Linked DNA regions of Homo sapiens: region 1 is linked to region 2. A link is a contact called in ENCODE Hi-C or POLR2A ChIA-PET data. All regions are on one chromosome and are shown on one strand. Each heading gives the region's core, a stretch centred on a gene start or an enhancer-like site at or near the end of the contact. The rest is flanking DNA. Distances are from core to core; before and after follow the strand shown. Region 1 has its middle 26 kb from the start of MIR29B2CHG. Region 2 has its middle 4.4 kb from the start of MIR29C.

What was found. A loop is a pair of places that touch in the nucleus more often than their neighbours do. ChIA-PET counts read pairs that join two places held with the same protein, here RNA polymerase II (POLR2A). Pooled maps may share reads with other maps.
Region 1: a loop to region 2 is called in a pooled map, with 3 times the contacts of the local background. The contact joins two enhancer-like sites. A Hi-C loop is called at or near these places in 1 of 168 maps with a recorded cell type or tissue (endothelial cell of hepatic sinusoid) and 4 of 50 pooled maps. POLR2A ChIA-PET finds 5 or more read pairs at or near these places in 11 of 52 experiments (AG04450, BJ, CD4-positive, alpha-beta T cell and 8 more).

What each region holds. Positions count from the first base shown.
Region 1 is chr1:207,846,794-207,849,682 of GRCh38, reverse strand. No RefSeq gene overlaps it. Among named protein-coding and RNA genes, the nearest start is that of MIR29B2CHG, 26 kb to the right of the region's middle. Within about 2 kb of position 1,307, at least 26 of the 41 ENCODE cell types and tissues checked have a DNase peak (open chromatin) inside an H3K27ac peak, as active enhancers do.
Region 2 is chr1:207,796,143-207,798,918 of GRCh38, reverse strand. No RefSeq gene overlaps it. Among named protein-coding and RNA genes, the nearest start is that of MIR29C, 4.4 kb to the left of the region's middle. RefSeq lists enhancers at 1-84, 195-294. Within about 2 kb of position 1,403, at least 7 of the 41 ENCODE cell types and tissues checked have a DNase peak (open chromatin) inside an H3K27ac peak, as active enhancers do.

The DNA.
Region 1 (2,889 bases), core at 58-2,557, 51 kb before region 2:
CATGCGGGTGGCTTTGTGCAGCTGTGTCTCTGGTGCACCTAAATAAGCCTATGATTTAGGTGTTGGTACCTTTAAGATGAACTTTAAGGGCAACCAGGAAGCCATTCCAAGGAGGCTTCATGTGGGAATGATCAGAGTCTAGCCTGGAGCTGTTTTCCTTCTCTTTCTCTCTGTAGCTAAAGTTTGTTCTGCCTTGCAGAACTGAGTTCTGCTTGCTAAAGTTCTCTTAAACTCAGGAAACACATACTCATTGCCGTGGAGAACATGATGTTATTTCCCAGGTGAAAGACTCAACCTGTGGCCAGATGCCTGAACAGCCTGGTGCATCTCTCATCTGCCAGCACCGTTCTTCTGCAGTTGGCAGGGCTGCTTTAAGGCCAGAACAGGGAAATGAGAAGTCTCCCAAAGTGAGGACCTTTGCTTGCTCTAGATAGTGAAGGGAGGGTCACTGTGTGTGAATTCTAGAATGTGCTGACTTTTAAAAATTCACGACAAGTTTCAAGGTTCTCTCCATGTGACCCCACTACCTGGACTCTCTAATCGTCATGTCAGAGGGTGAAGGTGTGAGTGACACTTTATGATTTGGGGAAAGAAGAGGTGGTGGGAGTGGTGAGAGAGGAGATTGGCAGGGAGAGGGATAGATATTCTCATTGGGTGCATTTGACATCCTTGCCTCCAGTTTGCGTCTCAGTGTTGTTCCCCTGGCCACAAAACTTATTCAAAGTCCCTGTTTTTGAGGAGGCAAATACATACATATATATATATATATATATATATTTTTTTTTTTTTTTTGATAAGCCCAAACCAGACAGTTTAGGAAGGTCATTCTACTTAGGAGGAGAGTAAATAACATTTTACAAATGACTTTGGAGTTGCCTGGGTTTTTTTCTTTTTAAAAGTCTCCCTTTGCTAGTGGAAGTCACTGGGGAATGGATGATATGGCAAGTGCTTGCTGTTCTTGGAGTTCGGGTTCACTACTCCCCTTCTCATGCAAGGGACTGAGATGGTACTGGTGGGCTCAGGAGCCAGGTTCTAGATTACTGCTGTCTTAGCTGGCAACTAGGGCAGTCGAAACCAAAAGCCTCAGAAGTCCTGTTCAATGAGGGTAAATATTTGAATGGATTGAACAGATGAGTGTGTGTATATTTAGAAACTCACACCCAGTAGAGAAAGAACCTCTGGGTAAGCCCGGCTTGCTCATCCCTGCTGCAGGTCAGAGCACACCCAAGGTTACATCCTCTTATTCCATGATCGGCTGAAGTCACTTCCTTATGTACCCAAGGCTGCCCACGCCCAGCCACTGTTTCCTGAGCCGGGTCAGGAAGTGCAGATCACTCCTCTCATAACCTCCTGGTAGCTTATAGTCATCATCCAGCAGCATTCTGGATTCTTTTGCCTGTGTCTGAGTCTCCACACTTCAGCTGCCATCTTGCCCCCAGATCCTGAGCTTGTCTTTGAGTCCGTAGCTTCAGCTTGGACTTCCTGGCTTCCAGGCCCAGAGTTACTTCAGGGCTCTGGCAGCCACTGGAAATTTAAGCCTTGAATTTTGCTGATTGGGAATTGTCTCGTCTCCTCCATCTTCTTGGTTTTCACTCCCTTCACCCCTGGCCCAACCACTTCTGTCTCATTAAAAATCTTGTTTCTTATAAAAGTTACTTTATATTTCAGCATGCATTTATAAAACCCGAAGACATTTTCAGACGGGGTCTCACAGAACATAAAGCTTGACAAATGAATTTGGAGTTTTGAAAACATGTTTATTTTTTATGGTATTGAAGCTTTGTAGAGTAACATTTCTGCCATTTATTAAAATGCAATAGGAAAATGCTCAGAAATATGTGTGTCCTTCAGATTTTGTGAGCAGAGAGTGTAGACACTAAAATTCATTGGTGTTGGGGAAACAACCCATTGGATAAAAGTCCATTTTCTCCTAGATTTTTTCTTGTTAGCGTTTTTTTTTTATTAGTCGTATTAATTTTTTTTTTTAAGAGACAGGGTCTTGCCCTGCTGCCCAGCCTGGAGTGCTATGATGCCGTTATGGAGTGCCACTGCAGCCTCCGACTCCTGGGCTCAAGTGATCCTCTTTCTTCAGCCTCCTGAGTAGCTGGGACTACAGGCACACGCCATTGCACCTGGGTAGTTTTTTTTTTTTTTTTTAAATAGAGACGGGATCTCTCTATATTGCCCAGGCTGGTCTTGAACTCCTGGCCTCAAGCAATCCTCCCACCCCGACCTCCCAGAGCACTGGGATTACAGGTGAGAGCCACTGCACCTGGCCCTTTTTTAAAAAATTAATATTGTTATTGACGTATAACATGCATGCACAAAAGTGAATGAATCATAAGTGTTCGGCACAAAGCGTACATATCCTGTCACCAGTGCCCAGATCAGGAAAAGAAACAGAACACTACCAAACCAAACCCCGCAGAAAATACTTTGCATTTTTTTCTAGTTACAAACCACCCTTCCAAGGGTAACCACTATTTTGAATGCTACAATCACAGATTGGTTTCACCTGCTCTTCAACTTCATATAAATGAAATCACACAGTATGTTCTCTTTTGGAGTCTGGTTTCTTTCACTCATCATTTTGCTTGTGGCATTCATCCATGTTCTGTGCCATTGTAGTTTTCCATTCTCATGACTGTGTAGTATTCCATATTAATAGACCACAGTTTATTATTTGTATACCATTGATGGATATTTGGGCTGTGTGCAGATTTTGGCTATTACAAACAGTGCTACTGTAAATATGAATGTCTTGGTGAATGGATATATACACATATACATACCTGAATGTATGTATACATACATATACATACCTGAATGTATGTATACATACATATACATACCTGAATGTATGTATACATACATATACATACCTGAATG
Region 2 (2,776 bases), core at 154-2,653:
GCAGTCTTTTGCTTCAGTGGCCATGTTGTCTTCTGGCACAGTCACATCTCCCCCTGCCTCCCTCTTAGAAGGACCCTTGTGGTTACATTTAGGGCCCCCACCTGGATAATCCAGGATAATCTCCCTATTTCAATTTTCTTAATCTCATCTGTAAAGACCCTTTTGCCATATAAAGTAACATTCACAGGTTCCAGGTATTAGGACTTGGATATCTTTAGAGGCCATCATACAGCCCACCACAAACAGCTCCTTAGGCACTCATTAGAAATGCAGAACCTCAGGCCCCAACCGATACCTTTTGAATCTTCTGATTCTAATTTAAGAAGATCACCATGTAACTCACTAGCACACTAAGACTTGAGAAGCACGATGCTATGGGAACCTAACCAAAGAATTCTCAAGTCCCAACTTAAATACAAATTTACAGAGTATTTTTCCTAGGAACGCTTTCAGGTGGAGGAGATTAATCAGACGATAGATAATTTTCCTGAACACCATTCTGAAGTGCTTCTCTAAGCATTTGTTCCTGAATTCTCTCTCAATGAAGCCACAAGCCCCAAACACCAGGATTACTGTTTACAGGGGTTCCTGTTTACAGTAGTTTAGCACAGGGTTTGCCACACTGCAGCATATTATTATAGTTTAGTTTTGTAAAAAGCTACATGAGAGAGGTAAATCTTATAAATGGAGGTGGAGTCTCCTAACACCAGTTTTACCACCTCTGTACAGGTTTCCCTGGGCTATGTACTATCGAATCAGGAATCAGGAAGGGCGGCTTTTTCAAATGTTATCTATACTTTTGGCAATTTGTTCAAACGTTCTGCTGGTATGTGAGAGGGAAGGAAAAATTGTTTATTGACCACAGATCCACAATATTATACTTCTCCTATACTTAAGCAATAAGGGACAGCATTTAAAACTCTTTTAAAAATGTTAATCTTGGCTGGGCACAGTGGCTCATGCCTGGATCCCCAGTAATTTGGAACACTGAGGCAGGCAGATTGCTTGAGGCCAGGAGTTCGAGACTAGCTTGGGCAACATGCGAGAGCCCGTCTCTACAAAAAAAAAAAAAAAATACAAAAATTATCCAGGCATGGTGGTGCACACCTGTAGTCCCAGCTGTTGGGGAAAGCTAAGTTGGGAGGATCCCTTGAACCCAGGAGGTTGAGGCTGCAGTAAGCTGTGATTGAGCCACTGAGCTCCAGCCTGGGTGACAGAGCGAGATCCTGTGTCAAAAAATAATTTTGATTTCACGGAAGGAGAAGAGGACTAGTCTTATACCATATCCCAAATGAAATTGAAAATGTCTTCTGGGAATCACAGCAATGACTCAAACTTCTGAATAGTGACTAGGTTTGAGCTGGTAAGGAAGGGATTGTCAAATGCCGTGACAGTCCACAGGAGGGCAGCAGTGCTCCGATTTACAAAGGATTAGTCATACTAGTGTAACCTTTTCTGAGTGAGCCTAGAAATTCTGATGAAAACAGTGTAGTCCAGGAAAAAAAAAAAAAAAATCTGTATGTACAATCACTCAATTTTGAATCATTTCTGGAAGTTATTAGACTCCATGTTAAATCCTACTTAAGTACAAGTATGCAAAATTTAAAAATATGCAGAAAAGCTCATTCTTGGTTAAAATGTTAGCTGAAAGACATTACTAAGTTTTAGAATACCATAGAGTTGACTATTTCCCACAAACCCTAAAATCTACTTGAACACCACAAATTCATATTCCTTCTAATCCCAAGTCCCTTCAGCATTCTTACAGATTTATTGTTAGTTACCTTACAAAGTAACTAACTGTCCCCATGTATTTTATCCCAATTTAAAAAATACATTACAGTCTCAAGGTCACATAAGATTTTCCAAAATGCTCTATTCATAGTCAATATAATTTTCAGGCCGGGTGCGGTGGCTCATGCCTGTAATCCCAGCACTTTGGGAGGCCAAGGTGGGCGGATCACCTGAGGTTGGGAGTTCGAGACCAGCCTGACCAACATGGAGAAACCCCGTCTCTACTAAAAATACAAAATTAGCCAGACGCGGTGGTGCATGCCTGTAATCCCAGCTACTCAGGAGGCTGAGTCAGGAGAATCGCTTGAACCCAGAAGGTGGAAGCTGTGGTGAGCCGAGATAGTGCCATTGCACTCCAGCCTGGGCAACAAGATCGAAACTCCATCTCAAAATATGTGTGTGTGTGTGTGTGTGTGTGTGTGTGTGTGTGTATATATATATATATATATATACACACACACACATATATATATAATTTTCACCTAGTGTTTTATTAAACAGAATGCTTCTGTATTTTTATGTTTATTTGAGACAATGCTTCTGTATTTCTAAACAACAGCTAGCCTTGTTCAGTTAGCCAAACAACAAAACCTTAATTCAAGTCTTCAATGAAATTTTCTGATTTAATAGGCTGAATTAAGAAAGCCATAATTTTCTTCTATAAATATAAGCCTTTAACTTCTATCTTTACAAGTTTATATAGAAAAATTTACTGTGGGGCTTGAGATTTACTAATGCATGGGTTTTCAACCTTAGCTGCACTTTGGAATCATTTAGGACGCTTGGAAATCCCTACACCCAAACCACATCCCAGATCAATTACACTAGAAATCTCTAGGGGTGGGACCCAGGTGTCTGTAAATATCCCCCGGTGATTGCAATGTGCAGCCATGGTTGAGAAACACTGAAGCCTGCTCTGAGAAATTTAGCAATCCGACTTAATTCAAATCTGCAGAGAGAGCAACAATGATTTTTGCAGAAA